Regions from separate parts of the Homo sapiens genome. Here region 1 is linked to region 2. A link is a loop called in an ENCODE intact Hi-C map of the cell type or tissue named here. Cell type or tissue: dorsolateral prefrontal cortex. All regions are shown on one strand. Each heading gives the region's core, and the rest is flanking DNA. Links, peaks and the distances in the headings are about the cores only.

Evidence for each region. Hi-C counts contacts between places; a loop is a spot of excess contacts. Peaks named below come from ENCODE experiments on the same cell type or tissue, not always from the same donor. Only the 100,000 strongest peaks of a DNase experiment are listed, where the experiment ranks them.
Region 1: it touches region 2 in a loop (2.9-fold over the local background); 4 of 110 quality-filtered maps call a loop at or near these places.

What each region holds. Positions count from the first base shown.
Region 1 is chr13:100,713,224-100,729,795 of GRCh38, forward strand. All of the region lies in intron 1 of NALCN-AS1 (NALCN antisense RNA 1), which reads left to right. Among named protein-coding and RNA genes, the nearest start is that of NALCN-AS1, 13 kb to the left of the region's middle. In dorsolateral prefrontal cortex, for the core only: CTCF peaks have their summits at 8,879 (motif pointing right) and 9,081; a DNase peak (open chromatin) is centred at 8,858; H3K27ac peaks cover 798 bases.
Region 2 is chr13:100,876,001-100,892,572 of GRCh38, forward strand. The region is part of intron 2 of NALCN-AS1 (NALCN antisense RNA 1); the gene reads left to right. Among named protein-coding and RNA genes, the nearest start is that of LINC00411, 60 kb to the right of the region's middle. RefSeq lists an enhancer at 5,295-5,589. In dorsolateral prefrontal cortex, for the core only: a CTCF peak has its summit at 7,698; a DNase peak (open chromatin) is centred at 5,461.

The sequences.
Region 1 (16,572 bases), core at 4,910-12,909, 160 kb before region 2:
TTTTCATCATCCTAAATGGAAACTCTGTTCTTGTTAAACTGTTCCTGCTACTAACTCCCATTCCCCCTCCTCTCAGCTCCTGGTACCCTCTATTCTGCTGTCTGTCTCTGTGTGTTTGCCTTCTGGCTATCTCAAATAAATGGAATCTGACATTCGTCCTTTTGGGCCTTGCTTATTTCACTTGACATGTTTTCAGGTTCATATGTGTTGTAGCAGGTATCAGATCTGCCTTCCTTTTGAAGGTGGAATAGTATTCCACTGTAGGTATATACCACAGTTTGCTTCTCCATTCATCAGTTGAGGGACATTTGGATGGTTTCTGCCTTTTGGCTACTGTGAATAAGGCTGCCATGTACATGGGTATACAGGCATGTATACCCATGTTTGAGTCTTTATTTTCAGTTATTTTGGGTATGTAGCCAAAAGATGCTGGACCATAACTGCTGTTGCATTTCTTTTTATCAAACATGATATATGGTGGGTGTCAGGACCAGTCTGGGTTTCAATGCTGGCTCAGTCACTTATAATTTGGGCAAGTAAACTCACCGTCTCATCTCCTTTCTTCCTCTTAAACAGGGGCCTGGACTAAGATCCCTTCTAGTCCTAATATTTATGAAATGAATATTGAATCATATTTCACAAAGCCACATTATACCTTATTTCAAAAATGCTTAAATTACCAAAAGTGAAATCTTCAGTTTTACATGTCTCCAAAGTTATTATGTCTTTTGTGTAGAAAATTGTAGCTGCTAATATCTGACATTGTAGCAGTCACTCTGACAGTCTTATCCATCTATCCATTATCCATTTTTAAGTTTTATGTGTTGGAAATATAAACATGAGTCACACAAATTCTATTCTTTGGCAGAAGCAGATTCTGCCAAGTTCTAGTCACACAAATTCAAAGTCACACAAATTCTAATTCATTGGCAGAAGCAGAGGTAGATCAATTCCTTTCCTCTTTTCCTTTATTCCCCCTCTCCCAATTTGAGCAGGGGGAGCATTTTGGCCCAGTCCTCACATCCATGAAAAACTTCAAACATTAGACTTCACTTCTCATGTTGAAGTTAAACACACAGTGACAGAAATCATTGACAGGATAGAGAAAAAATGATGTCATATAAATTGAATCTTGCATCTTATTACTAACCACACCTCTGTAGCATTATAAATTAATATTTTCAGTACATGCTATAATTATCTTGTGATTAACAGTCTTGCATTCGTTGTAGGAATGTTAAAAGGATTAATTTTATACATGTAAATATTTGAACTGTACCACGATGTCTGTTATCCTGGGTTTATACTTGGCTGAGAATAGCAAGGACCCCCAACAAACAGTATCTTAGGGAAGATATATATCTTCCTTCCAAGCTTCTGCCACCAGAAGGCAAGAGGGAGGCAGTCTGGGGTTTGTGTGGCCACAGGAGAGTGTTCTGACAGATGCCACATTATTTTCCCTTCCTCCTGGGCTGGACTATGTTTCCTAGACTTCTTTGCAGTTAGTGTGGCCGGATGACTGAATTCTGGCCAAAGGAAAGCAGTTGGAAGTGATATATGCAGCTTTTGCTTCTGGTTCATAAAACTTTACTGCAGAATTGGTTCATTCCCTCTTTTCATCTCTGCTGGTTGGATGTTCACACCCAGGGTGATCTGAGAAAGCATGTGTTGAAGATGGTAGCACCTCCATCAGCCTGGGTCCCTGAATCATGACATGGAGCAGAGCAGTTCCTTCCATCCCCTGCTAGTTGAAATTTACATACATCATAAATGATTGCTGTGTGAGAGTTCAAAGTTTGCTTGTTACTGCAGTTATTGTTAACTTACAAAGACTACATCAGGAGACTAGTCTCTTTCTACGTTGTCTACCTTGGACATGTAGCTTTCATCCTTATGGTCCTAAGATGACTGCCACATCACCAGCCACCAATAGCTGCATCCCAGCCAGAAAAGAAAGGAGACCAGGAAAGAGCAGAGAGGAGCCCTTTCTGAGGACTTTTACCTATTTTTTAGTGGCCAGGCTTGTGGCATGTGACTACCTCCAGCTGCAAAGGAGGCAGGGAATTTGAATATTTTGTTTGCCAGTCTCTACTGTAGATAGAGGGACATAGTATTGAAAATGAGCAAATAGGCACTAGTCTCTTTTTTGGCATTTCATCTCAAGAACTTTAAAAGCAGCCTCTTTGATCCCTGAGAGGGCCCCTTTGAGTTTCAGCCACTTCGTGCTCCTGCCTGTGGGTGGAGGTCAATATCTGGCCCCATGCTCAGTCAGGCTGACCCGGGCTGTGGTACCTTGGTTGGGCCTGGTCACCTCCCAAGTTACAGCTTTCTTTCTCTTGTCCTTCTGTCTCCACTGTTGTTTCCAGTTCATATAATTTTACTTCTGTTTTTGGCTTGTTTCTGATTTTATTTCTGCCTCCCACAGCTATACCGCCCTCCGGGAAGACTGGTAGGGATTGCTCCCAACTTGGTACAGGAGCTGGAATCCCACCACCCGTGAAGAGGCCTGGCCCTGTTCTCCTAACAGCCTGGACTCCCAGGTGCTACCCACCCTTGGTGACCCAGGGTCGCTGGGCTCAGTGCCCTGCTGGGGTGCCCATTCTCCCTGCTTACTCGCATGCCCCCATCTCCCAGGACCAGGCCTGGGAATACTCTGTTCGTCAGGACCTTGTCCATTTGGTAGCTGGGCAGTGTTGGCTGGGACTAATTCTGTGTGTGTATATATGTGTGTGCACGTGTGTGTGTCTGGTGGTTAGGGAAGGCTTGTGGATGCTGGGCTATGAAAGATGGTCTAGATCTGGGCAAGTGGAGATGAGGGTATGGCCTCCTCTATGATCACCCATAAAACACCAGGTAGGAAGCAAGTGTGACCGACATGTGACTCCACCCAAAGTCCTTAGGCCCCTTTTCCATTCCTCTTGTTCTACTCCCACCCACTCAACCCCCTACACAAACTTCTGTGTTTTGCTTCCCACAGCTCTGTACCTGGGACTCAGCTAGCGTTGCCTCCTCTTACGGAGTCCCAGGAGTGCCTGGGTTTACAGCCCATCTTCCCTCCCACCCTCACCTGGCCCTTCTCCAGTGTCAGGCAGTGGCTGGGGGGTGTAGGGAGTCTGAAGGCCCAGTGCCCTCGCCCTGGATAAAGACAAACTTCAGAGCTCCCCTCTGTTCCCTCCAAGGTCTGTGTCTGAAGTCACCCCCTTCTAGGCTTTTCCCTGTCATCTGTCCAGCTTCCTCAGTAAGTCACCTGCACATGAATCGTCATCTCAGGGCCTCTGCGGAACCCCGCCTGAGACAGCAGAAAAGTGTCTGGGGAGCAGAAATAGCTCATTTGAACTGTGGTCCAGAAAGAGCAGTCAGCTTCGAGTGCCAGGCAAGGCTGGGTCGCACTCTGTTCTGTAGGAAGGGGATGTCAGCAGCAGCTCCTGAACTGCGAATCAGCCTACAGGAGGGGGGTTAATCTATACATTAGCATGGGGGAAACTTGGAGGCAATAAGGTGGCTGGAAGGCTATTTTAATAATCCTGAGTTCTCAAAAGCTTAAAATCAGTTTTTAGGGTGTGGCAGCTGGAGGGTGAGGAATGGGGCGCACAGGAGGGGGACTTCGGAGGCTGTATTGGCCAGGGGGCACGAGAGAAGGCACCCACACTGATGCCCTGGAGTGGGGAGAGAGGGGGTGCCATCTGAAACAGAGAGAAGGGCTGGTCTAGAAAGGGAGAGGGGAAATTCCGTCTCTCATCCCTGTCTGCCACTCTGAAATCATACCCTTTCACTCTGCATTAATATTTCTTTCCCTCGCATTCTTCTTGATTTATCTTCCAGGAGCAGACCCTCCTTTCCAAGTCATCATCTGGCATAATTCTTAGATCACTATGGCTTAATTGGTGTTTGATCATTTTTAGTCTCAGCTCTTCAACATCAAGGGAGAATTTACAGGGGAACGAAAAAGATCTCATTGCGATGACGCCCAGTGTCACAGAGCTGGGTGTGTTAAGTCTTCTTTTACAGCTTTTTGAATGCCATGGCCTTGCATTTAGATAACACCTAATGCCAACAAAGCAGTGAGCTGTGAGGATTGAGCTGTGTAACGGTAGCATTTAACAGTAGGGCTGAGTTTATTGTACATTTTAAAAATTAACTCTGTCCTTCATGATCCTAAGATGTACTGATGATTCTATAGAAGCAGAATGGGTGAACTCTCAGTCCTAGAAATTCTGAATGATGAAGACACAATATAACCTGCGAATCACTTAGATCATTTTTCTTACAGACACAATACTTAGCTTTATTTGACAGTGTTTTCTAAGATTGTATTTTGCTTTAGATAATGAGCCATTGTACTAAGAATGGAGAAATGCTCCAAGGCGCTTGCTTTTAATTTAAACACAAGTTCAATGCACCATCCCAGAGTGGAGATTGCTATCATCATTAGCGCATCTCGCATCTCGGGCTATATTGCTTTCCAAATTTATATGTTCTTTGTGTTAGATGATGGTGCTGTACCCTTTCAGCAGCTCTCAGTGGGTATCCCAAGGAAAAGTATGTTCTTATTAAACAAGGACCAAACTGCTAAGGGAATGCTGCCTTAATTAGTTTAATCATTACAAATTGATTGAGACCCCACCCACATTTTTGAATGCCTACTATGTGCGGGGCACAGTGCTAACTGCTAAGCACTGGGGACACACAGAGGCACCTATAAAATGTGTCCCCTGCTGCAGAGGGACTTGTAGGCTAGTTGGCATTACAGACGTAGGAAACGGATTATTATGGTGCAGTCTGGTATGGTACACAGGGCTCAGCAGGCTTCAGGGAGGAGGCGAACACCCCTGGAGCGCCTGCAGAGCCATTCCAGTTCTCCCTAGCTTCCCTGCATGTTTCAACTGGATTCGGCACTCCTTGCATCTGCTGCTTTAAAACAAGAGAAGATTCCTCAAAAAGTTGAATGCAAAATTACTACGTGACCCTGCCATTCCACTTCTGGGTATATACCCAAGAGAACTGAAAACATGTGTCTACACAAAAGCATTTATACCCACGTACATAATAGCAGTATTCACAACAGACAAAGGGTGGAAACCGACAAAATGTCCCTCTATTACAGGAAAGAGTCCTGATCCAGACCACTAGAGAAGGTTCTTGGATCTTGTGCAAGAAAGAATTCAGGGCAAGTCCATAGAGTAAAGTGAAAGCAAGTTTATTAAGAAAGAAGAACGAAAGAATGGCTACTCCATAGACAGAACAGCCCCGAGGGCTGCTGGTTGCCCATTTTTATGGTTGTTTCTTGATGATATGCTAAACAAGGGGTGGATTATTCATGCCTCCCCTTTTTAGACCATATAGGGTAACTTCCTGTCGCTGCCGTGGCATTTGTAAACTGTCATGGTGCTGGTGGGAGTGTAGTAGTGAGGACGACCAGAGGTCACTCTCATGGCCATCTTGGTTTTGGTGGGTTTTAACCGACTTCTTTACTGAAAACTGTTTTATCAGCAAGGTTTTTATGACCTGTATCTTGTGCTGACCTCCTATCTCACCTGGAGACTTAGAATGCCTTAATCATCTGGGAATGCAGCCCAGTAGGTTTCAGCCTTATTTTACCCAGCTTCTGTTCAAGATGGGGGTGCTGTGGCTCAAATGCCTCTGACACATCAACAGATAACCTAAATGAAACAAAATACTGATACGTGCTACCACATGGATGAACTTTGACACTATTATGTGAAGTGAAATTAGCCAAATACAAAAGGTCACATACTGTATAATCCATTTACATAAAAAATCCAGAATAGGTAAATACATAGAGACAGCAGATTAGTTTTGTCAGGGGCTAATGGGGCGAGGGAATGGAGATTAACTGCTTAATAGGTATGTCATTTCCTTTTGGGGTGATGGAAAATGCATTGGAATTAGATAGAGGTGACCATTGTATAACATTGTGTATGCAGTAAATGCCACTGAATTGTATATTTCCAAATGGTTAATGTTATATATGAGAATTTTACCTCGATTAGAGAGGAGAGGACTACTTATTTGGGTGTTCAGACCAAAGCTGAAGGGATACCAATGATAATATATTCTTAATTCTCTTACCTGGGAGAGAAGGCCCTCTTCAAATCTCTTCAGTCTGTGGTATGTCTTTAGCCAAAATATACCAGGAAAATATTGGTTCGATACAAATGCATCTTGTTTTTAAGCCAACTTGGGAAAGGTAGACACAGCTCAGTTTCATAACAACAATAAAAAATACAGAGTGACAAACCCTATCAGGTGGTATTCAACAGCTCATGGGCTGTTGCCTTAATTTAGACAGAAGGCAGGCAAGGGAAGTTGCAGGAAAATAAAAAAATTAAGGACAAATTATTCATACGTGGATGATATGGTTTGGCTCTGTGTCCCTACCCAAATCTCATCTTGAAATGTAATCCCCACATGTCCAGAGAAGGACCTGGTGGGAGGTGATTGGGTCATGGGGCCAGTTTCCCCTATACTGTTCTTGTGGTAGTGAGTTCTCACGAGATCTCATGGTTTAAAACTGTCAGTTTCCCCTTTCTCTCTCTCTCTCTCTCTCTCTCTCTCTCTCTCTCCCTCTCCCTCCTGCTGCCATGTAAAACGTGCCTTGCTTCCCCTTCGCCTTCTGTCACGATCGTAAGCTTCCTGAGGCCTCCCCAGCCATGTGGAACTGTGAGTCAATGAAATCTCTTTCTTTCTAAATTACCCAGTCTCAGGTATATCTTTATAGTAATGTGAGAGTGGACTAATACAGTGGAGTTAGCAGTATTGTTAGCAGTGGCGGCAAGCTTTGCTTAAAATGGAAGACCGTACAGTGCTATCTGTTAGTATTTTGTGCTAAAGGGAAAAACAAGCCTAGTGACTGTACTAGGGAAAATGAAACGTATTCAGTTTACCTCCACAAACGTGTATGTGAAATTGATTCAGCTCAATTTTCAAAATATGTTTGTCTTAGACCCTGTACATTGGCAATACAAATACAAAGATCTGGCTCTTGTCCTCAAGGATCTTACAGCCTTCAGTAGAAATAGCCAACTGTAGTAGATGAGAGACTGAATATACACATAGACAGTGGCCAGACCGTATATAAAAATACAACTCTGACCCCAAATCTGCAGCAACTACCTCAGAAAATCAACCCATTATATACAGTAACCAGCCCAGGAAGCCATCTGCTGCCTTTAAAAGCCAGACTTACAGGAAGTCAGGCTACTATCTCTAGCAACTGGTCTAAGAAGCCAAACAATAACCCTTCTAGTAGTCGGCCCCAAATGAACAGGACTTGATTAATAACTGACACCTTCCCTAATTTTTGTGCCTGCTTCCAATTTAAGACCAACCACAGAAAGCCAACTATGGCCCTAACCAATCAGATAGGCTTCAATGCTCCTAGTTGGCCACCGTGGGCTTCCCCAGGCCAACAGCCTCCAATCAGGGCACACCTGAAGCCATCCCTTGTGTGCTCTGTAAAGTTCTCCCACTCCCCTGCCTGCCTTTGAGTCCCTGCCAAACAAAAGTGATGGTGGCCAACTCCCTTGATGGAGCAAGCTCTGAATAAGTAGCCTTTGCCTTTCTTGTGTGGGTTGTGTTCATTTATTTCTACATAGAGAAGGCAGAATAAAAGAAGTGCTAAAAACACCTACAAATTTCATACTGTGTGGGAACAAAGGGAAGAGTAATTCCTTCTGTCCCAGGAGGCTGGGAAGGCAACCTTGCAGCAAGTTGCTGAAAAACACCATGGTGCATTCCTAAAGAGCCTCCTTTTAAATTCTGATACACTAGTGCTAAAATAACTTGTGGACTGTTTTTCAGAAGGGAGACATGTTGTCCCACCTCCAAAGGGAGAAATTAGTCCTCTGAGGCCGCCGATGCTAAGGCTGCTGGTGGCTAAGGTTAGCCTCCCGCCAGCTCAGGGTTCTAAGAAAGACTTGCATCACTGACTCTGGCAGGGCTCACGTATACTTCAGGATTTCTCTGCTGGACATGAGCATAATTGTCCATAAATACATGAGAAAGGCTATGTATTTTCATTGCTATTGGCTAAATAGGCTGTTGAGATATTTATGGGCTTTCGGCCCAATTTTCTCCCTTTATCCACCTCCTTCAAGCAGATAGACCCGAGATTCTTTGCCCCCAGGAAGGCTTGAGGCTGCCTGACTTGATTCTAAACCCACTGAGGAGATAAGGCTGTAGGTCCCTGAGAGGCACTTCAATGATGAGGTGTCCTGCTTGGAGATCTGATACCGCAGAGGGGCAGGAGGGAGAGGTACGTGAATCAAGAGCAGGAAGTCTGAGGGTCTTAGAGGAGAGGGAGTCTTGGTCATGGCTTCCTGGAAGCACATGGAGATGCTGACGGACCCAGGGGAGAATCCAAGAATCCAAAGGCCGTCCAGCTCATTTAGGGAGATGGAGTCTCATGGCAGCAATGGGGCCCAGCTGGGGCCATGCAGGGGGAAGAGGATGTCTCAGCAATTAGCAAACTGATGCGAGTCCAGGGGGCATGTCACAGACCTGCAGCAGTGCACACAGACCTCCATAACCGTGCGAGAGCTTCAGGGAGACATCCGGAAACTCTGAAAGTCATTGAGGTTAGATTTTCTACCAGCCTGGTATTATTAGCACTGGGATCAGAAATCAAATTAATTTATATAAATAAAGAGATGTGCTGTTTCCTGAGTTTGTGAACTATGATTCATGTATGAACTTGATGCTTATGAAGTTAACAAAAAAGGGTCATAGAATAAATTAATACAAATGATCTCACGTGTGTATGCATAATTTCAGGGTGGGCTGTATGTACGGAAACACTCATGGTGTGGGGAGGCTGGAGGACCAAGTAGGGGAGATAGATGAATTATCTGGCCGCCCACTAGATGGCGTTAAGGAGCATGTTGTTTTACCTCTGTGGGCAGATTTCTTTGCCCTTCCTCTCTCTTTTCCTTACTACAGATTTTGCAGCGATTCTTTATGTCAGTATTCTATGTTTGTGAATTAGTAAGAACTTAGACTCCCTTAGGAAAATGCATTGAGTAGGAGTTGAAAGCTGAGTAGAAATGATGAGGAGGTTGGGAAATATTAAATCTTTCGTATATAAATTCTTGGTGCTGTTTATATTTCTGGCTTTAGAAAAAAGAGAGCTAGAACATATTTCTTTTCAGGGAGAAATGTTTTTAAACAAGCAATATTTGGGAGAACACATAACCAACATCTACAAATTACAAAAATGTGATTTGATCAGAAATATTTACAGGATTTCTAACAGAAAAACTAACTGGTCTTGATTTGTGGCTTAGAGAGGCAGCCTGCAGCTTCATAGCCTCCTATGGTTCCTGCTCTCCTGCCGCTGGCTTTGGCAAAGAGAGTCTCTTTGGTGGCAGCAGTCGGGGGAGAATGGAGGAGGGGGGATGATTCTGGCCATTGTTGGTACTGGATTCTGGGAGCAGGGCATGGCAGAGGCCAGTACTCTTGGAAGGAGGCTATTGATGGATGGCAGTCAGTTCCTAGAGCGCTGTGCAATTACAGTGTAACACCAGCCTGTGGCAGGCTCCTGGAGAGGAAGCCAACTGCCTCCCTTCTGGCCAAAAACCAGCTTCTGAGATATGGGTGCTCAGGTGGGAAGGAGACCTGGGCCCCTGGCAGGACGATGCTTCACAGTAAAGAACGAAGGCTGGAGGCCGATTCCGTGGTTTAGTTCCAGCATAAGGTGTACCTGGGTGCAGAGGGCTTGCCCCAGCCCGGGCACCAGAGATGACAGATCTGCTTGGCAACAAGGGAATCCTGGGAGGGAGGCGGAGTAGACAGAATTGCCCCCCAAAGATGTCCGCATTCTAATTCCTGGAGCCTGTGGATATGTTTCATTACATGGCAAAAGGGATTTTACAGATGCGATTGACATTACTATTAATAGTCGGTTGGCATGAAGATAGCGAGATTGTCCTGGGTCATGGGGGGTTGGAGGATACCAATGTGGTCACATGAGCCCTTCAAGCAGAGAATCCTAGGAGAGGGCAATAGGATACTCAAGTATGAGGCTGATACCACGTGCCAGTGCTGGTTTAAAGAGAGAGGGGGTAATGTGCCCAGGAATGCAGGTGACCTTAGGCAGCTGACAGAGGCTCCTGAAAATGGGCACCTCAGTCCTACAGCTGGGAGACACTGAATTCTGCCAATAACCTCAATAAGCTTAGAAGCAGGTTCTCCCAGAGTCTCCAGAGAAGAGCCCACGCAGGCCAACACCTTAATTTTGGCCTTGCAAGACCCAGAGCAGAGAAATAGCTGAGCCCACTCAGAATTCTGACCTACAGAGCTGAGAACTAATATCTTTCTGTTATTTTAAGCCACTGAGATTGTTGTTGTTTGTTCTAGCAGCAAGAGGAGAGGAATATAGGACTGGAGGCTGGGGGTGGGGAGACTGGGGCCAGGGCCTGAGGTCATACCTAATTCCAGGTTGTTCTTCATGGTGGGGGAGAAGGTGAGGGTGACATGAGTTGGGGGGTAGGGATATCAGTAGGCTCAGTGCCAGAGGGGAGACACCAGAAAAGAGCAGGAGAGGACAGTAACTCAAGATGGTGGAACTCTTTGCTGGCTTAGAACTTCCTCTAGCTCACTGCTCTGATCCTGGTGGGTGGCAGGATCATAATGGTAGCATTTTATGGAAATAGCATTTGCTATAGTTTGGATGTTTGGATCAAACCTCATGTTGAAGTTTGATCCCCAATGTTGGAGGTGGCGCCTTGTGAGATGTGTCTGGTTATGGAGGTGGATCCCTTATGAATCAATGAATGCCTTCCTTTAAGGGTGAGTGAGCGTTCCCTTTTAGGCCCATGAGAATCAGTTGTTAAAATGAGCCTGACACCTCCCTCTGCTGTCTCTTGCTTCCTCTCTCACCCTGTGATCTCTGCACATGTGGCCTCCCCTTCACCTTCCATTATAAGTGGAAGCAGCCTGAGGCCCTTGCCAGAAGCAGACGCTGGTGCCATGCTTCCTGTACAGCCTGCAGAGCCATGAGCCAACCTCTTTATAAGTTACTTAGCCTCAGATATTACTTTATAACAACACAGACTAAGACAGCATTTGTCCTTGATGGCAAAGCAATCAGCTCCACTTTTGGTCTTTCTTCATTCTTAGGCTTATTTGTTCCAGGTGTAAATCTCTTAAAATTAGCTAACACTCTTCCAGGAAATCACATTGTGAAACAAACATCAGGTGGAGAAGAAGGGTTCATTTGGCCAACATGTACTTTCTTTGATACAGCATTTTGGAAAATGGGAGATGTCTCTTCTACATTGCTTGCAAAAACCGTGCTGGGAAACCATCAGAAAAATAAATTTTCCCAAGAACAGAGCATTAAGGTTTATATTGTTTTTTACCTGAAAGCCTAAAACCAGCTTCCATTTATTTCTTGTGAATATGTCACTTTGAAATATTTAAGATCGAAAGGTTTGGCTTGTTTTTGTAGTGGCCGCTGGATGGAAAACCGACTAAAGCATGTTAAGACTGACTGGGGATGCAATGTGCCAAATTGCAAATACAGCTATCTCTACTTTCTGAGTGACTGTTTATAATACAACTGGAATTGCAGGTTCTTCTACCTCAGAGGTTGAATAAATGACTGTGTTCCCCAAGCAATTCTTGTGTCTTTTTTTCAGCCATTTCTGCACAGAATGACGGTTGTGACCTCCCAAGAGCTAATGTGTTAATTACTATGGGAAATTGCTGTGGGGTCCCCAACAGGGTTGTCTGTAGAATATTAAACTCTCAGTTTTCCAGAAGAGGCATTTCTTCCTTCGCAGTTTTGAACCATCTTCAGGACAGGAGATAACCGTATTCAAGGTTTTCTCAGTGTTCAATCTATATTGTTTCTGAATGGAGGAAATTTCTTGTACAGAGTGGTCGGGGAGATGGTCACTCTACAATTCATCAAGAGCTTAGCTGCCAAAAAATATCACCTTTGACGATCTCCAGCCTATCCTGAAAATTTCACCCTTTAAGTTTTATTTGTTTGTATACGTATTTTATATTTATACCATATCTATTTCCAAAGATGATTTGAGGAGCTATATACCATCAAGCCAGTTAAACAAGAGCCAAAAGCCAAAGCCTTATAATAAAACAAAAAAGAGATTTTTTCATCAGAAAATTTAGGCTGAGGAAAAATATGAAGTCCAAGAAAAAAATGAACTAAGATCTTTCTGGAGGCAACTGAAAAGGAGTTCATAACCAAAAGAAAGGAGGGGTTACAGACATCGAGTGTGTAACAGTAAGACAGCACTAATTCGTCATAGAAGGACAGGAATTTCCACCAGCAGAGCCCCTTAAGAAGGTTATCTGGGAGCGTGCGGAGGGCCCAAGCAATGTGCTGCAGCCCTGCCTCTTGGGTGCCTTTGCCTGCTAGTTACACTGGCTGGGGGAGGTGGGGAGAGCCCTGGCCACAGGGAGGTGCTCTCAGTGGAGGGGGCATGGCAAGTGTGGCAGCTGGGTGTCAACGTGGGGAGACCCAGGGGAACCCCACAGGCACATGAGAAGTGTAAGAAATGTTAGTTTCTTTTTTTCCCTCTCTGTTGATGTCCTCTTTAATTCAAGGCTTTGTATATGCGTGTTTAAACATTTCCAGGCAAAAATATGTTGGGGCTAAAACATTATTTCGTGGGGAGTGATTGGGAAAGTATGATATCAATTTTTTGAACTATTTTGAGCTTTGTGTGGCCTGTAATAGGGCTATTTTTTCAAGATATGAAGTGGGTATTTGAAAAAAATGCATATTCTCTGCTTTCGGAAACAGAGAACGTTAGTTGTTTAGTCTTGTTAATTGTGTACATAAACTCCTATGGATTTTTGTTTGCTTATTTTTGGTCTGCTTGAAGAATATATTTCAAAAGAGGCATGTTAAGACTGCTTTCTTCAAAAATTTTTGCTTTAAAAGATTTTTTCAAAAATTTACACCACCTCCCCATTGTACATTTTTAAGTTGGCATTTAAAAATATTCACTGTAAGGCTGGGCGCAGTGGCTCATGCCTATAATCGCAGCACTTTGCGAGGCCAAGGTAGGCGGATCACCTGAGGTCAGGAGTTTGAGACCAGCCTGGTGAACATGGTGAAACCCCATCTCTATTAAAAACACAAAAAATTAGCCAGGTGTGGTGGTAGGTGCCTGTAGTCCCAGCTACTCAAGAGGTGGATGCAGGAGAACAGCTTTAACCCAGGAGGTGGAGGCTGCAGTGAGCTTAGATTGCACCTCTGCACTCCGGTCTGGGTGGCAGAATGAAACTTTGTCTCAAAAAAAAAAAAAAAAAAAAAAAAAAAAATTTGACTGTAAGTTTAAATGGTTCAAAAGAATGTAATGTTTGAATAATATTAATAGTAAATATAATATGTTTCAATTTCTAAATTTTGGATGCTGTGTAGCGAGAGTTCAGATAATGAGGGATTTACCCAAACTCTGAGTCTATTTGGTTCCTGAATTCACAAGGTATGAATTTGGATGGAGATGGGGGTATCTATATTGAGATTAAAAAAATTATTAGGGTTTATTTTCTTCTCTAGAGATTTGCAGATAGATGGTTGGTTACCTAAATTCAGCGGCTCAAGAATGTCAGAAGACTCCCAAGCTGCCTGATATGGTTTGGCTGTGTCTCCACCCAAATCTCATCTTGAATTGTAGTTCCCATAATTCTCTTGTGTTGTGGGAGGGACCTGGTGGGAGATAATTGAATCATGGGAGCGGTTTCTCTCTACTGTTCTCATGGTAGTGAATAAGTCTCACGAGATCTCATGGTTTTATAAGGGGAAACCCCTTTTGCTGGGCTGTCATTCTCTTCTCTTGTCTGCTGCCATGTGAGATGTGCCTTTTGCCTTCAGCCATGATTGTGAGGCCTCCCCAGCCACGTGGAACTCCATTAAACCGCTTTTTCCTTATAAATTACCCAGTCTCGGGTATGTCTTTGTCATCAGCATGAAAATGGACTAATACCCTGCCTTTCAGCAATTCTGTACTATTTTATACCCTGACCAAAATCATATGCATGCCTCTTTCCCTATTCTCATTGTCAACAGTGTATGTTATAAACCTTTAGAAAGTTTTCCAATTTGAGTGAAAGAGTTATATGTTGTATTCATTTGCATTTCCCTGGTTAGCAGTGAAACTGCATGTCGTTTCATGTTTGTTTGGCTATTTAATGTATGGCACCCTCTTTGAATTGCCTTCTTGTCAATTTTGTCCAGTTTTCTATAAAGCAGTTAAAGTACAACTGTCAGAGCGAGAAAAATATCTGAAAGATAAATAACACTGTACAAATATCCATAATGCATAAAGGCTATATTGACATCTTAAATAATGATGTTATTATATTATAACTCACATACAGAAAAGTGAATAAAGCATAAGTGTACGGTTCATGAATTTCTACAAATTGAGCACACCTGTATAACCAGCACCCGGATTAAGGAACAAAGCATTACCAGACTCCCAGAAGCCTCCTGTCCCCTTTCCAGTCACTCCCTGCTCCATTCCAAGGATAACCAGCATCCTGACCCTTTTTTTTTTGATACACAGTTTTGCTCTGTTGCCCAGGCAGGAGTGCAGTGGTGAAATCTCAGCATACTGCAACTTCTACCTCATGAGTTCAAGCGATTCTCGTACCTCAGCCTTCCAAGTAGCTGGGACGACAGGCATACACCACCATGCCAGGCTAATTTTTATAGTTTTAGTAGAGACAGGGTCTTGCCTTGTTCACCAGGCTGGTCTTGAACTCCTGGCCTTAGGTGATCCACCTGCCTTAGCCTCCCAGAGTGCTGGGATTACAAGTGTGAACCACCATGCCTGGCCCATCCTGACTTTTAATACTATTGACTAGTTTGCTTATTTTTGAATTTTATCTTGTGAAATAAGTTCACAGTGCCCTAGTTACCAACTTCTCTGAGTCTGGTGAGACAGAGCACCCCCCACACACAACAAATTACATAGAGCAGGTTCATTACTCACAGATAGGCAGCAAGGGACGACAGAAGCCTAGGATCCACCATAAGCCATTCCCCTCAAGCTCTGGAAAGCTGCCCAGGACAGATGGAATCTTGACTGTGCATGACCCATTTCTATTACAGCTGAGGGACCCTGAAAAGCAGTCTGCCGTGGGCTTTGTACCTAAGGTTTTATGCCCCGGGGAAATGTGAATTGCTGGGCTAAAGTGTTGAAGGACATCTTGTTTCTAGGGTAGGGGCGTGAATAGAGTCTGGGCTGTTCTCGCCAGCTCCCCCTTCCCAGCACATTCTACAGCTGTTCTTGAGAACTACAAGTGAGAATGGGGGTAGGGGTGAGAGGTGGGGGAGAACTGGGTCAGTTCAAGATCACAGGGAGGACTGTCCTGAGTATATAAATGAATCATATCATTTGACTTCTTTTGCTCAGCAATAGTTGGTGAGATTTGATGGTATCAACATTTTAAAGCAAATCTGTCAATTATACTTTTAAATATATCCAATGGAACCTAAATGCCATAGAGATTTGTTATACACTGTCATATTTTACAAATGTATACACAAAAAACCTTTCCTAAACATTGGGAAAATGTATATTTCATCTTTCTCCTTGGCCTGAATTTCTATTCTACTTCTCCCATAGAATTTTATCTAGTAAATATAATGGAATTTTATGCTTGAAAGTCTTTAGTACTCACTCCATTAAATTTGTTTGCAGTAAAATTATGTCTATTGATTAAAAATCTTGCTTTATTTCTTATGAATATCAGGCTTTTAGTGACAAGAAGTTTATTTTATATTTAGTTATAAGTTAAATTAGAATATAATTGATCAAAATAATATATTAATATATTAATATGGAATAATATATTACAAACTTTGATAAATAATAAACCTAAAACTATATTTTATTAGAATTGTTTCTTAATAGTTGTGATAGGCAAAATGCCAGCTACCCAATTATGTTTGTATCTTAGTATCTGGGACCTGTGAATATGTTCAGTTATATGGCATAGGGGAATTAGGGTTTAGAAGGAATCAAAGTTGCCAGTCAACTGAACTTGAGATGAGGCTGGGTTGTCTAGGTGGGCCCAGTGTAATGACAAGGATGCTGATAAGTGGAAGAGGGAGAAAGAAGAGAGAGAACCAGAAAGACAGCAGCATGAGAAGGGCAGCCTCACGTTGCAGGCTTTGAAGGTGGAGGAATTAGGCCATGAGTCAAGGAGCATAGGCAGCCCCTATGCACTGGAAAAGGCAAGAAAATGGATTCTCCCCTAGAATCTCCAGAAGGAAGGCAGCTCTGCAGACACCGACATTGTGGCCTTCTGAAACCCATTTCAGACTGGCCCCCAGAAATGCAAGATGATCAATTTGCATTGTTTTAAGGCACTCAGTTTGTCATAATTTGTTATTACAGCAATAGGAAGTGAATTTGATAGTTCAATATGGTCTATTACTAAAATGAGATAGGGCACAGCATCCATTTTATTTTTAATTCATTTAATAGGAAGTGGAAAATAAAATATTTTATGTGATAAACTGGCATGAGGAGAGACTATGGTCGGAAAAAAATTTTATTATTTAAGTGT
Region 2 (16,572 bases), core at 3,635-11,634:
ACTGAATTTATGACTAGTCGAGTGCTCAGGAAAAGAGCAAATGTGTTTACTAAGTACCTCATAAGACTGCTTTATCTGCCTTTTTGCTTAGCTAATTCCTATTTATTTTTCAAATTTTATTTCATATGTAACCTCTACTGAGAATCCAAACTTGCACAGTCAAATCCTTCTCATCCCATGAGTTTTTCTATCATAATGCAAATCCTTCCCTTTCCTCGTCTTTTCCTCCCATATCTCTCCATCTCCTGCCTTCCTCCTCTCCTTCCCTCTCCCTTCCTCCTTTTTCCTTTCTTTCTTCCCTCATTCTTTCCTTCCTCCTTTCTTTCCAAAACTATGTATCGTACCTCAACTGTGGGCCAGATTCACTGCTAGGTAAGTCTATGTTTACCTTCATAGGAAACTGACAAATTGTCTTCCCAAATGTCTGTGCCATTTTAAATTTCCACTAGCAATGAGTGAGAGTTCCTGTTGCTCCACATCCTCTCCAGCATTTGATGCTGTCAGATTTTCGGATGTGAGCCTTTCTACTAGATGTATACTAATATCTTCAAAGTTCTAGTCTAGCATAGGGCATGCTATTGTTGGAATAAATCAATGAATAATGAAATGGGACAAAAAAGAGTATTTTACTACTTATTCTTCGAGGTTCCTCTGTTACTGAAGCAGGCTGCATTTGGACAGGAATTACAATTAGAAAGGGATTGCAAGCTTAAATGCTTACAAAGGGAAACAGAGTGAGTGTAAGGGCAGGAGAGAATGGGAGGAACTGTGGCAATTTGGAGACCCCAAGATAATCAGTGAACCCAGTTTTGCCAGATTTTCCAAATTTTGAGGTTGAGCCATAAAAGCAGATTTATGGGAAATCTCCCAATTTGTCAATGTTAGTAATCAACTAAAAATTATGAAACACTGTGTGGGATAGACAATACCTGTTTGTAACTAGATTGGAATGGTGAGTTATTGGTTTTTAATCTGTACGTTTTTTAATCTCTTATGCCGTAGCATTCAAGCAATGCATCCTCTATAGCTTAAGAGTTTAGTTATTATCTGGCTATTATTTCTTATTGGACATTATTTTGATTATTTAAGATAATAAAAATGAGTTTGGGATATTGGGGTTAGAACCGATGAGAAGAGGAAAATCAATGTGAAGATTTCTGTGTTAGAGGAGAAGCTAGAAAATGTGGCTTTATGGCCCTTTAAAAGCTTACTTCAGGGAACTACAGTAGTTAATGGTTGATTATTGGAAACTTTGTAAGTGTGAGAACCCTGAGTTAGGAAGTGACCTGGATCAATCAGCTTCATCTTGGACTGTGGATGTTTAATTTAAGCCACTGCCTTAGGAATTTTGAGAATCTTTCTTTTTCCGTAGTGGGGTTTTATGAGGAAAAAGAATTGGACAGGCCACCAAAGTGGGACCGGCCATTTTAATGGCCATTTTTGTTTGTTGTCTTCCTAAACTTTTTTCCTCCTCATGATGTATCAAATGTGTTCATAATTTATGGGGAGAGAAGAAATTATGTATCATATGCAATTATCTGGTAAATATTTATGAATTCTCTGCTTTTTAATATGAGGGTGTGAAAATAACTTAAGTCCTGATTGCAAATTAGCAGTTACATAAGCCTGGAGAAGACAGCAAGAAACTCACGGTTCTAAAAAAACAGGTCTTTGTTTCTACACAGAAATGTTCCTGTTAAATTGTCTCTCCTTTTTTGACATGGTTGATTCCTCTGTTTCATTACTTTTCTAATAAACCCCAAAGCTGTGCTGCAGCAGAACCAAGATATGCTCTAACTGGGAATGACATGATACATGATACAACACGATACAAAATGCATAGTAAATAAATAAATAGTTCTGTGTACCACATGGAATGGACAACCAGTGAGAAAAACACCCCTTTCTAATATTACTTGAATTAAAAGGCTTCCCAGGCTGGTGAGCTGAGTTAGTGAGGGCCCCCTGAAGAGGCCATGTTCTGACTTTCCCAAGGGCCAGTTAATTTGGCTGAGTTCAGTAATCACTGCTTGTGTCTCTGGCTCTGCAAAGTCATTTGGAGAACATGTCTTCTTCATCATTAAAGAAACCAAATATCTGAACACTTGGGCATTGCTACTTCTGGCCAATCCACTTAAGAGTGCAAACCCTATTGATGTCTTTGGTCAATACTGTTATCTCCATACCCAAAGAAAACAGTCTATGGAGAGAACCCCACTTATCTGTGTGATAATGGCCTCCCTTGACCTTTAGAGCCTCAGCTTCCTTCTCAGGTGGTTAGCAGTTAGAATTTAGGGATGTCATGTCTGTCTGTGAAAAACTCTCAAAATGCGAAGGGCTGTACAAATCCCAGACAGCATGGTTGCCTATGGTTTTCACCTTATGGAAGATAATCTCTTGTCATGACAATAGCTTTAAATGGAAAATCTGCATTCTAGCTATTTCAGGAAGTGAGATTTTGGTCTCATTTGGGCTCAATACTATAAACAAGTGGAGGTGTTCAAAAGCTCCCTTTTAACAGAAATCTGTGTTTCTCTACTAATTATCCATTCCATAGTTGTTCAGATACAAGGCCCCAAGACAGCCGTGGTGGAGCCCCTGGCTCACTTTTGGGACTGTCCAATTGGCCCCACTCCAACACGCAAGCTGCACCTTCTGAGGCCTTTTCTACTGTGCTTCCAGCTAAAATTTGATTTAAAGAAAAAGCTTTGTTATTACAAAATTGTGTTTAGAAACCATTGAGAACATTCCAAACTATACCATGAAAATGCAGTGAGCAACAACCAGACTTCAGGAAACCCTACAGGATAAGTGGTCTGGTCACTTTGGCAGATATATTCCAAGGGGAAAAAGGGATGTCCCCATGTATTCTACCTGCTCTCCATCAATGCTTTCCTCTCTCTTCTGCAGAAATCAGTTATTTCCTCTCAAATGAATCTGTGCCATAACATACGGGCATGTTATTATTTTTCCTATCTTAAAAAAAATATTTCACCTGACTTGACTGAGGCTACCAAGGGCATCTCTTCTTTGCAACAAAACTCTTTCAAAGTATCATCTATAATTGCTACCAATTCCTCTCCTCTCCTTCTCTCTAGAAAATACTCCAAACAGGTTTTTGCCTCCATTGAAACTGTTCCTAGAAAAATCTAGTGGTTAATCTCCGAGCTCATTGTACTTGACCTATCAACAGAAATTGACATTCTTTCCTGGAAACACTGTTTGTCCCTGGCTTCCTGAACACATCTCAGCTGATTTTCCTGCAATCATTCTCACTTTTTTTCTCTCTCATTCTTTTAATTTTTTTCCTGGTTTCTCTTCCTCTTCTTGGCCTCTTACATGGTCTCTGCCCCAAGACTCAATTCTTGGAACTCTTCTCTTTGCCATCTAGTCTGCTTGCCCAGGAGAGTTCATCAAAGTTCCTGTCTAAATATTATCCCTATGTCGAGGACTCTGCCTCCCATCGATTGCAGTCCTTTCTCTATAACTGCACACTCTGTCTCACTGGGATGTGTAGTAGATATCTCAAATTTGAACATGACCTGCACGTGGCCCCCACATTTCCCACCCTGTCCTGCAGGAACCAGTTTCTGCTCTCGTGAATGGCACATCTGGTCCTCCGTGTTGCAGATTAAACACCTGCTGTTAACTTCATCTCCTCTCTTACGCTAACACCAATAATCTGGTTTTTAGCAAACCTTACTTTTGGCTCTACCTCCAAAATATATGCAGAATGTGGCCACTTCCCCACTCCTTGCAGCCACTCTGATCCAAGCCACCATTGGATTTGACTGGATTTTTCTAACAGCCTTTGCTTCTGCCGGTGCTTTCTATCATTGGATTCTCACCTCCACAGCCAGACTGAACCTGCTTAAACCCAGGTCAGGTTGCTTCTTTCCCCGATCAAAATCCTCCAGTGATTCCCAACCTAGTGCAAAACTAAGCTTCTCGGCTGGGTGCAGTGGCTCACACCTGTTGTCCCAGCACGGCCGAGGTGGGCAGATCAGAAGGACAAAAGATCGAGACCAGCCTGGCCAACATGGCGAAACCCCGTCTCTACTAAAAATACAAAAATTAGTTGGGTGTGGTGGCACGTGGCTGTAATCCCAGCTACTCAGGAGGCTGAGGCAGGAGAATCGCTTGAACCAGGGAGTCAGAGGTTGCAGTGAGCTGAGATTGCACCACTGCACTCCAGCCTGGCGACAGAGTGAGACTCTGTCTCAAAAACAAAAACAAAATAAAACAACAACAACAACAACACGCTAAGCTTCTCACTTTGACCCACACGGCCCTGGCAACATACTTTACTTCCCTGATGTCATCTCCCATGACATTCCATCTTGCTCAGTGGCTCCAGACATTTGCCTCCTGGCTCTTCTGCAAATATCTGCAGGTGAGCTTTACTTTCCTTAGTGCCTTGCTTCTCCTACCAGCATGTAAATTCCATGAGCTTATTGTTCCTACTCTGTGGAACCCCTGTTCCCAGGACAATGCTTCACACAGGGTGTGCAGGCATTGAATATTTGTTGAATGAACAAATAATTTTCAGTGTTGGAAAATATGTTTAAATATGCATGTTAAAAATTTTAAGGTAATTATTTAGAGAATAGAAGTAATAGAGGTAATAGCCAAGTAATCAGAGGAGAAAAATGGAATAAAGAAAACTTTGTAACAAGAAACAGGGAAAAAAATAAAAAGGGTGCACAATAAACAGAAAACCAAAACAGAATTGCAAAAAGGAAAAACATGTCAGGAATCACAATCTATGCGAATAACACGGCTTTCTCAGATTGAATAAAAAATCCAGTTATGAGCTGTTTACAGGAGGCAAATATAAAACCAAATGATGCAGAAAGGTTGAAAATAAAAAGAAAGAAAAATACAAACCAGGCAAACATTAATAAAAAGAAAACAGAAGTAATAATGCTAAAATGACAAAATGTAACTCAAGGGTAAAAGCATTAAGAAGGAAAAAGAAAAGATGTTTTATATTAATCAAAAACACACCATGAAGATAAAAGAATCATAAAGCAATTTACAGTGCCCATCATAGTTTTGACATATAAATAAAGCAAACAATTGAAAATCTACATTCATAGTGAGAGATTTTAATACTCTTAGAAACCGACAGATCAAGTAGACAGAAAATGAAGATACAGAGTATTTGAAAACCATAACAGGTTTTTTGGGGGCATTGAGTGAAAATTGTGCTCCAAATATATATCTAGAGGATCACGAGGATTTAAGAAACAAGAAGACATATGTGGAGAAAATAAAAATTATCACACATTGTATAGATACTGTCTGAACAGAAAGAGTCAATTAAGAATCCCAATCCATTTTCTGATCTTTTGAAACATCTGGTCCTAACATTGCGTAGAGCAGCGGTTCTTGCAGTGAAAGCCCTGGATCAGTTGCGTCAGTGCCGCATGGCAATTTGTTAGAAATGCAGACTGATGGGCCCTAGCCCCAGCCCTACTGAGTCAGCAGCTCTGGGGATGGGCCCAGCTTTAACTAGCCCTCTGGGGGCTCTCACGCCAGCTCAAGAGTGAGAGCTACTGGCACAGATCAAAACTCAGAAGCCCACCTGCCTTCCTGGGTTTGAATGTCCTTGAAGCAATAGAGAAATGAATGTGCACACACTGTTCATATGTCGATTTCACAATATCCCTGAGAGTCTGCTTCATGGTAAAGGCCTGGGACTCGTCTTAGATCATCCTGACACTTTCCTGGGAAATTATGGCCTGAGTCTTTATAATTAACTTTTCTTTAAGAGAAAAGAGGTAAAATAATCAGTGGCCCTCATGCTGAAAATATTAAAAGTGTAAAAAAATTGAAATAGATGGATTAAAATAAATCAGTTATGATTTCTTATGCCTGAATTATATGCCTGGATTATGGACAAAATTTTCCCCTGTATCCATCTCTGGGTTTCCATTGGTTGCATCTACACTTTCAGCATCTCTAGGAGGTCTTCGGATGAGCCTTCCCCCAGGGAGGACACTGAGGACCAGGCATAACTGGGTAGAGAGGGAAATTAATGCCCTTTTCTTGAGACTCTTCTCCATGCCTGAGTGCCAGCCTTTCTCTGCTTCCCTTCAGGGACATGCTGCCCAGTTGAAATGCCTAAAACTGCTTCCTGGGAGCATTTGCAGTAGTAAGTGAAACACCTTTGGAGAGCATTTGTTTAAAAAAACAGAACAGCGTCATACATGCAAATTAAAATTTGTGTGTATCCGTACAACTATTCAAAGATGCATATCCAACACATCACAGTGGAAATCTGTGGAGAGGAGAGAGTTAGGGATGAGGGTTGTGGGGAAAAACAAAAGAAAACAGGAGTAGGTCCTTGTACAAAATGATTATTGTAATATGTTCTAAATCCAGAGGTATGATGTGATGGTTAATACTGAGTGTCAGCTTGATTGGATTGAAGGGTGCAATATTGATCCTGGGTGTGTCTGTGAGGGTGTTGCCAAAGGAGATTAACATTTGAGTCAGTGGACTGGGAGAGGCAGACCCATCCTTAATCTGGTGGGCACCATCTAATCAGCCACCAGTGAATATAAAGCAGGCGGAAAAGCGTGGAGAGACGAGATGGACCTAGCCTCCCAGCCTACATCTTTCTCCCGTGCTGGATGCTTCCTGCCCTCGAACACTGGACTCCAGGTTCTTCAGTTTTGGGACTCAGACTTGCTCTCCTTGCTCCTCAGCTAGCAGACAGCCTATTGTAGGACGTTGTGATCGTGTAAATTAATACCTAATAAACTCCCCTTTATATATATGTGTATATATATATCCTATTAGTTCTGTCCCCCTAAGAGAACCCTGACTAATACATAAGATTAATTCAAATCTCTGTTCCTGAGGTACTAAAGGCAAAAAAAAAAAAAAAAAAAAAAAAAGGTGGAGTTGAGCTATTCCTAATCTAAAAACTGATGCAATGTGGGAGAGGTAGTTTCTTTTAGAAATAACTTGTACTAGCTAGCTTTCAAATGGAACATAATAAATTTGTAAACTCATTACAAGTTGACTTAAGCTATAGGCCTGGTGTGATTTCAGGCTTGAAAACAAAGAAATAGTTCAGGGTTGCAATAGGGGGCCATGACTCTGAATCTTAGCTGAGCCTCTTACTAGCTGTATTACCGCATACTTGGTACTTAATCACTATCAAATTCAGTTTTCTCATCTAAAAAAGGGATAATTCTATCCACTTTACAGATTTGTGCAATAGTTGAATGTGATACCATACACGAAGGTATGTTAGGTACAGAATAGGTGCTATATAAAAGCTTTGGTGGAGAGAAGTAAGACAGGATGGGAGCCGTACCATCTCAACTGGTTTTTCAGAAGGTAATAGTATTGATTACAAGGAAAAGTTTGGATAGGAATGGTGAAGTCTTTGTGAACTGATTAATTCTATTGGAACCTCATTAGCCCTACAACTCTTCCGAATGATTCTTGATGTCGTGCACCATGCTTTTTGCGGAATTCAGTTATACAGATATGTGAGAAATAAGCCATCTCCCTCTCTCTTCTCTTCCTTCCCTCTATTCCTTCTTCTCTGTCATAGTGAACATGCTTTTCTACTGCGTAGGGCTTGACATATGTGTTATTATGGCTGTCAAAAGGAAGCCAGACCCAGAAGCTGCTGCCACACTGTGGTGTAACTGTGAGTGTGTCCCTTCAGTGCTCATAACAATGGAAGAGTTTATTCTTGATAATCTCTTAGGTCCTATGTCACTCTAATATTTTAGAACTCTGCATTTAAAGAATAATACCCTCTATCAATTCCAAGTCTAAGGAGGAGTCTTTGATCATGGTGAATTAATGTGTTACTTAGCTTTGCTATCCAAAGTGTGGTCTGTAGACCAGCAGATCACCATCATTTGGGAGCTGATTAGAAGCACAGAATTTTAGACTTTACCCAGGTCTCCTGAATAAGAATTTTCACAGGATCCCGAGGTGATGGATGTCTCATTAAAGTTTGAGAAACACTGCTTGAAAAACCACAACTCTTCTTTGTTCATATAAAATTCGCTGCCTTCAGCTTCAAAGTGTGTCTCCAGAAGCCACATAAAATTTCATCAAATTCTTGTGAGGAGGCTCACATTTTGACCATTTTTATAAAGAAAAACCGAGTTGGAGAATAAAAAGGGCTTGCTGAGGACTGGGGAGAACTGTCGCATAGAGAATGTGACCACAATCGTGCTCAGGCAGCCGTTGCCATAGGTAATGTTGGGATTCCCATTGCAGCCACATCTGCCTTTTGATACCTGAGCTAATTAAACATTAGAATATAGTGTGTTGTTTGCACAAAATGACGCCCTTTGAAAGTTGTCGAAGTTTCTTTGACATGAGAGTGGCTGATTTGTACAGTGGCATCTTAAAGACTTGATTAATGTTGTTCTATTTATTTTGACCACCCCGATCTTTAATTATAAAATTATACAGTTTAAAACGTGGCTGTCGGCCCCCGTCTGTGCCAAGTTTAACTGAACACATTTCTGTCTGGTCTCTTGTCACACTGTGGGCTTCAAAATCAATAAGCAAACTGCCTTGTTCTCAGACTCTCCATCCTCTCTTCTGCAGTCAACAGTCATAACTTTTTGAGGACACATGTTTATTGCTGCTGCTGGGGGCAGCTGCTCTTGTACCCACTTTCAAATGGGCTGTGGAAGAGACAAAGCTCATCTGGCTGCTGGTGAGTAGATGAATGTGAGCCGCTTCTCTTAGGCCATTGGTTTTTTTTTTTTTTTTCTTCCACTAGTTTTCTTGGAATGTGAATTCTCCCGCTATACAGAGGGAATTGCAGGTAGGCAATAAATAGTGTGTCTACCTAAACCACCAAGAAATGCATGGGGAAAATGAAAGCTTATGAAAATCCGATAACAAGTTAGAAATGCTATGGTGTGATTTTTCTCTTAAAGTTCTTCCTTTTATTCTTCATATCCTGCTTAGTTTTGCATCATTCGGCAACCTTTCTAGTGCTTGATTTTAAAAAGAAAGTGTCTCTGTCCCATCTTGTGTCCATATTTGACTCCTATGCTCTAAGGAAACCAGAACAAGCTTCAGGATAGAAGTGTGGCCATATCATGGGAAGTAGTAATTGGACAAAGTCCCTTTCAAATACCGCTGAAAGCAGGTGGTAGTTTTAAATGATACATTCCCTAGACACAGTTTTGCTTGATGTCTTTCTCTCTTACCTGTTTTTTTCCTTCCTTATCATTTTTGGATGTATTTAAAATGATTGTATTTTGGATTTCAGTTTTATAAGATGTTTAAAAAAATAATTGGAGGCCAGCCCCATAATTTTTATTGTATAGATAGTTTTGGCTTTCCATTCTTAACTCTTCCAAATAAAATTTCCACCATGCTTTTTAACACCTCATCTCTGGTGAAAATTAAAATGTTGTTTAAAATCACGCCATGGAAATTTTGTGCAAAATATGAAACTTTCACACTCCTTGATGCTATTATAAATCATTCGTATTGAATAAGTGTCAAAAATGACTAGGATTTAGGAGCTTAGGGAATGAAATGTTTTTTTCCCATTCTTTTCCGAAGAATTGTAACGTAGTCTGAAGATCTTGAGAGTTAGGTTTTGCTGTTCTGTGATGATGGAAATGTTCTTTGTGCTGTCTGAAATGGTGGCTGCTGGACACATGTGGTCACTGGACACTTGGAATGTAGTTAGTGCCACCGAGGAACTGAATTTTAAATTGTATTTAGTTTTACTGCATTTAAATTTAAATAGCCACATGTGGCTGCAGCTGCTTCTAAACTGCGACAGCAGAGTTGTATAGTTACAACAGAGACTAGTCTGCAAAGCTTAAAATATTTATCATCTAGGCCTTTCCAGAAAAAGCTTGTCAACCCTGGTCTAGATCAATGTTCAATGGAGTAGGACCCATGGAGAATAGGCAAAAGTAGTCAGGCCAATCTAGAGATACTTCATATTGGGCACATATGGAAAATGTTCATCTTGAAAATTATGTTAAGAGATTGGTAATTTTTTAGCTAGTTTTTTTTTTTTTTTTTTTTAAGACGAAGTCTCACTCTGTTGCCCAGGCTGGAGTGCAGTGGCGCAATCTCGGCTCACTGCAACCTCTGCCCTCCGAGTTCAAGCGATTCTCCTGCCTCAGCCTCCCGAGTAGCTGGGATTACAGGCGCCTGCCACTGCACCTGGCTAATTTTTGTATTTTTAGTAGAGACAGCGTTTCACCATCTTGGCCAGGCTGGTCTTGAACTCCTGACCTTGTGATCCACCTGCCTCGGCCTCCCAAAGTACTGGGATTACAGGCGTGAGCTACTATGACTGGCCTTAGCCAGTATTTTTTTCTGTAAAATGTGGTTAATGATTATGGTAAAATTTCAGGAAAAACAAGTGAAAAGTAAAAGTAAATTTCCACACATCTATATACTATATGCATACATATGTGTGTTTTTGTATTTGTTATAGAACAAATTATATTATTCCATATGTGATGTCCTACATATTCCATGTTGCTCCCATTTAACACTTTATTTGAATATTTTAAATAACTCAAACGTTAATCCATCCAAGGTAAAATCTCATTTCAATGATCATTTCCTTCTTTTAGAAGAGCAGTCTTACTTGCTGAGTAATTTTTGTAGCATTTGTGCTACAAACGTAGAAACAGGAGTTTCAAACGTTTAGCTATGCTTGAAATCTCAAGCGAAGGTTTAATTTAAATTTGGAGTACACATATCCACATATTTACATATGTATATAAACATGTATGTATTTATATGTGTACTCCAAATATATGTATACGTATAGTATACACACATAGTATATGTGTGTATATGTATCTATGTATACTCCAAATTTCAAAGATGCAATTGTAATGATATGTATTATTAGAGTTAAACTGAGAGAACATTTAAACTTACTATTTACTCTTCTATCTGAGAACAAGCAAAGTGAGAAACTTGACATGTGGGACAAGAGATTTTATTTGAATCCTCAAAACAATAAATGCAGGTTTATTTTCTAAATACTGGGATCTGGGCATGCTGTATAAGAAAGACATTGATTCAACCAAATTCTTTGGGCACTGATACGGTGAGGGCTAACAGGGCTAATATAAATGGAAGATATGGTAGTGTCTTGGTTTATGGTCTCTCCGGGCATACAAATCATATGAGGATAAAAAGGTAAAATGCAAGACAATACATAATTAGGAATCACCTGAGTAATATAGTAAATATCAGGGAATATCTCTTGCCAATGCTCAATTTTCACTGTGCTATGGCCCATATATTTCAACTAGACACTTTGGTGTGAAGCGCAAGGACAAGAAATGAGTTGTCAACATCAGTCTGGTTTATGGGAAAGATGAAAGACTTGGTGAATACAGTGGAGGGTAATGTACAAGGGAAAGAAAGCAACACAAAAAGCTGAGTGGTAGGAAAAAAGAGAGGGAGGTTCCAATAATAAAAGGTAAAGAGATAGAGACTGCACTGGTGTGATGGAAGTCCTGCAAAATTTTCAGTTTTCCGCCCATAGTCAAACTTTGCCAAAAATGCATAATATAGATTTAAATTACGTTGGAAGAACAAACCTCTCAGGCTGTATAAATGCAGCCCATGGGGCTAAAGAACCTGATCACGTCCAGAGTAGAGAGATAGGAAAACTTAGGGGAGGCAATTAGCAGCCCATATATACTTAATGAGCTGTTTTAAAGGGTACAGGTGACAATTAGCCTGGTACTTACCCTGTGCCAGAAGGAAGTCATTTCAGTTACTACCAAGGTTGGTCTGTGCAGATTGCTATAAATAATACTTTCCTTTGGCTGGAAATGACTCAGCAATGTCCTTTCTCAACCCCACTGTGTCATTAAGAGGCTGTGAAGGAAACTCATTCCAGATTCCCTTGGGACAAAGTGAGCATGCAGTGAAGGCAGAGAATGCCTTTCCTTGGGGTCAGGAGGGCCCCATGAGCAAGATATGGGCTGGCAATGTGATGACAGTAGTGTCCTGCATTCCTGAATGGGATGACAGCAATGTCCTGTATATCCTGTTTTGGGATAACACAGAGCCATGTTGGGAGACTGAGGCCATGGTCACGTGACCTCAAGCAAGTCATGCAATCTCTCTGCAGATCAGTTTCCCCACCTAGCTCATACTCCGTAAGAGGATATGATCATCAATAATACTTTGAAAAGATAAAAAAGAGAAAAAAAGCCCTATACGTAGTTAAGAAATCACCAATACATGCTTTAGAGCTAGATCCAAAGGTGAAGATCAGAATTAAATATGACCTGGGCTGGGGGAAGAAGGTGTCACTTAAGATATTCATCCCAGATCCAGTTGAATCCTCAGTCTGGAAGCCATGTTGGGATGAGAATCTATTCCATGGATCTATCTTTTGCTTTGACTCACATATTGGTAGAGTCTATAGATATTTCTCTGGGAAAAACTCTACCCTGGGCTAACTTGAAAAGGCATCATCCCATCAGTGTATCTGTATGAAGGTATATGTAGTATTTAGCAATAAGTAGTGGTGTTCCTTGCTTTTGAAACCAGGAAGGGTGAGCCCATAAAGTTAGTTGTGGAAATAAACAGACAACTCAAATAAGAAAAGCAGAGGTGATTTATTCAGAGTTTGATGTAGCAAGAGAGTCAGCCACCATCACTTGCATTTGGCAGAGACTCAAAGGTAGGCAGGGGAGTGGGAGAGCTTTACAGTGGGCAAAAAGGGACAGCTTCAAGTGTGTCCTGATTGAAGGCTGTTGACATAGGGAAGCTGGCTGCAGCCAACTTCCCAGATTACAGCCAACAACCCAGATTACTGGGGTCAACCCCTAGAGTTTCTGCTCCTATAGGTCTGAGGTGGGAAGTGGATACCTGCAGACCGGAAAAGTCTATGTAAGGGGTTGGGGGCATATTTGGCTTTCTTTCTGGTCCTAAGCTGGAAGTGGTGACAAAAATTAGAGAAACTGCCATTCATTAATCAAATCCTCAACATTTTGTTTTTTTTGTTGTTGTTGAAGAAGTGATTGTTTAGCCTGCTGGATTGTTACTAGAGATAGCAGTCTGGCTTCCCGCAAGTCTAGCTTGAGTAGGCTGGCTTCCTTTGTTGTTTATTATAGATAAAGGGTTGGTTTACTGGGCAGGCTGCTGCATTTGCAAGTCAGAGTTCTGTTTTTTAGATGGTCTAGCCATTCTCCATGTTGTATTAGTCTCCCGTAGTTAAGACCAAACATTAATGGAGATCTTCATTTAAATTATTATTTTACTAAGACTTGTGTGACCCTGAGAAAGTCACTTCACCTTTCATCTAAGAATAGGATTGTATTACCTGCCTAGCATAGCTCACAGGGTTGTATGTATATCAAATGAGAAAAATTGTATGCAATATGGTAGCTTGTCTCTAGGATAGGGAATAAATTTTAATGATGACAATGACAGAGACCAGTATGGAATAACAGCTATCCTTCCTTTACCCCTATCTACTCTAAGACATATGAAACCATCTTGTACTTGATTGAAAAAGGTTAATTCATATTTATTTAGCATCTTTGGCACACATTAATATTTGAACCACTTTCTTCATGAAGTGTCCCAGTTACAAAATAAATAAGAGAAAATGCATGCTCTCTCTTAAGTGTTCATATTATTAACCATTTTTGGAATAACGGACCCATTTGAGAATTTGATAAAAGTTATGGATTCTCTCCCAGAAAAATACACATATACATATACACCCAATTTTGCACACTGTTTCAAGGGGTTCATAAATGAGGAATCCATTTATGTAGACTTTTAAAGGCAGAGGTTCTCAACCTGGATTGCATATTAAAAACATCTGGATAGTTTATAAAACTCCTATTAGGTAGGCTGTACTCTTGCGGGGTGAGACCCGGACATTGGTCCTATTGAATGTCTCTCAGGTTTAAACTATTTCTTTAAGGCAGTGGTTCTCAAACTTTAATGAACTCCAGAATCACTGGAGGGCTTGTTAAACCCAGATTACTGGGCTTAACCCCCAGAGTTTCTGCTCCTATAGGTCTGGGGTGGGAAGTGGATACCTGCAGACTGGAAAAGCTCCTTGGTTGATTCTGGTGCTGACCTCTGATTGAGACTCACAGCCCTAGAGGAATGAAATCAGAATCACATCTGAGATGTGGCATTGCATGTACATAGAGGTCAAATTAAAGCGTCCACATGCCATGCTTAGCTCCTCCCATACAAGGCCACATCTGGGTGTGTGCTCTTGGAAGGAATAATAACTGAACCTTTGTTTCTCTAGGGTTCACCAGCCTGGAAGTGTGGTTGCAAAACAGAAGGCACCCCTCAGAGCTCAGGCATTGAAACTGATGGATTTCTAGTCCTATGCTCTCTGCTAAGTTCCATCCCACATGGCCCACTATCTCTCAGGCTGTAGACAGCATGCCCAATCCTGTACTCACAGTTACAGAAGGGCTGTGTTCAATACTCCTGCCCCACCTCACACCCTTTGTGGAAGTTTTTCACTTTAGCTCCTCATGGCATCAATGCCTATTATTGCTGCACTGTTGGCCAAGCAGTGGCCAGGCCAGATTAACCCTTTGGAACAGTGCCCCCTTGTCTTTCACATCCCTGCCTCCTCCTTAGGGGATAGCAGGCTTTCCCTGTCTTTTCTTTTCCTCATCATCCAAGGATATAAAAGGCTTTGAGGGGACTCAGGGTAGGGTTTATCACAGCACATCCCTGGTGAGTTTTGAGGGTTCTTTTTGCTTCAGTCTTTCCCATTTGAGCATCCTGCAATAATTCATTCAAGTGCATTGTACTACAAAGTCACTTCCATCCACCCTGCTCTGTAACCTGATACCCAATCTCCCTGGATTAAGGAGTCAGCCACCATCACTTGCATTTGGCAGAGACTCAAAGGTAGGCAGGGGAGTGGGAGAGCTTTACAGCGGACAAAAAGGGAGTATTAAGGGGAAGGTCAAATAGGTAATTTCTTCGAGTCTAAATTTTCACTGGAAACTGTCTGTCTGACTTCCCCGTTATCCATACTTCTCCAGGGACCAGAAGATTGGGAAGAGCTTGGGTCAATTAGCTTGAACAACCTTAACCCAGAAATATTGGTGTGATTACAGACTGCATTAAGGTACTTCCCTCTTTGGCGGATGTAAGTGAGCACATTCAAGACAAGGTGAAGTCCGGGCATGGTGGTCCACGCCTGTAATCCCAGCACTTTGGGAGGCTGAAGCAGGAGGATCACCTGAGGTCAGAAGTTTGAGACCAGCCTGACCAACATGGCAAAACCCTGTCTCTACTAAAAATAAAATATTAGCCAGGCATGGTGGTGCATCCCTGTAGTCCCAGCGGCTCAGGAGCCGGAGGCAGGAGAATCGCCTGAACCCAGGAGGCAGAGGTTGCAGTGAGCCAAGATCACGCCACTGCACTCCAGCCTGGGCAACAAGAGCGAAACTCTCTCTCTCTCAAAGACAAAACGAAACAACAACCAAAAACAAACAAACAAAAAAAAATGTGAAGAACACCAGAACACTGTCCCCTGACCATTGGTGCTTTTACCAGAAGAATATTTGTGCCCTGACATTTCCTTTTCCTGTCACATTTACTCATGTTTTTTGATTTTCTGGTTTGCTGGATTGCACTGTGTGGAGTGGTAAAAAGAGAGCAGTGTCAGAAAATCCATAAAGTAAGGAAAAAGCCTTCAGCCAGAACTTCTCCTTTGATAGGTGAAAGAATCCTCCAGTTTTGATTGAGGAAGCTAAAAAGAAATCTGGAAATCTGGCTTCATCCAATAAACCATGAGCCATGATCCAATAAGGCACAGTGGCTGGTTTAGATGCTAGAGGTGTAGGACCTAAATAGTTTTGCAATTAAAGGTTATCTCTCAATTTTCCACACTCTTTGGAAAAATTGTAAAGATTCATTTACTCTGTAGCATCAATTCATTCTCAAAAGTATCATATTTAACATATGAGTCTGTTAACAGAACCATTCATAATTTATTCAAGTTTCCTTCAATCCATGATGACTGGTGATTCTCTTGATATCGAGCTGCTTGTAAACTACAAAGATTGATATTTCCAGCATCCCGAGAGATTATTATCTTAGTGTCATTGCTGTTTATATCCATGTTCTATCAAAGTCAAGGACTTCTGAAGTCATCAGTGCTTTGTCACTTTCTAAGCACTTTGCATGTGCCAGGAAGTGGCCAGCATTTCATGTGCATTGTTTCATTTAGTCCTCATAAGAGCTTCACAGATGAAGACACTGATCTTGGAAAGGTGAAGTTCACACAGTGAGGAACATGGCTGCCTGTGCATTCAGTGTGCAAATAAATAAATGCATAACTGCAAAAAATATGTAATTGCAAATATGTGTATTATGGATAAGTAAATACTAAAAAGATGATATTTTCATTTTATTGACTATTTAGGTCACTGCTTTCTCCTGGCTTGAAGAAATATTACAGATTAATTGAATGAAAATTGTAAAATGATTGGGTGGTTGGGAATTGAAGGCAGTGATCCCTATGCTTCAAGATGCCTTGTGTAAGTAAGACATGAAGGCTGACACACTGACGCT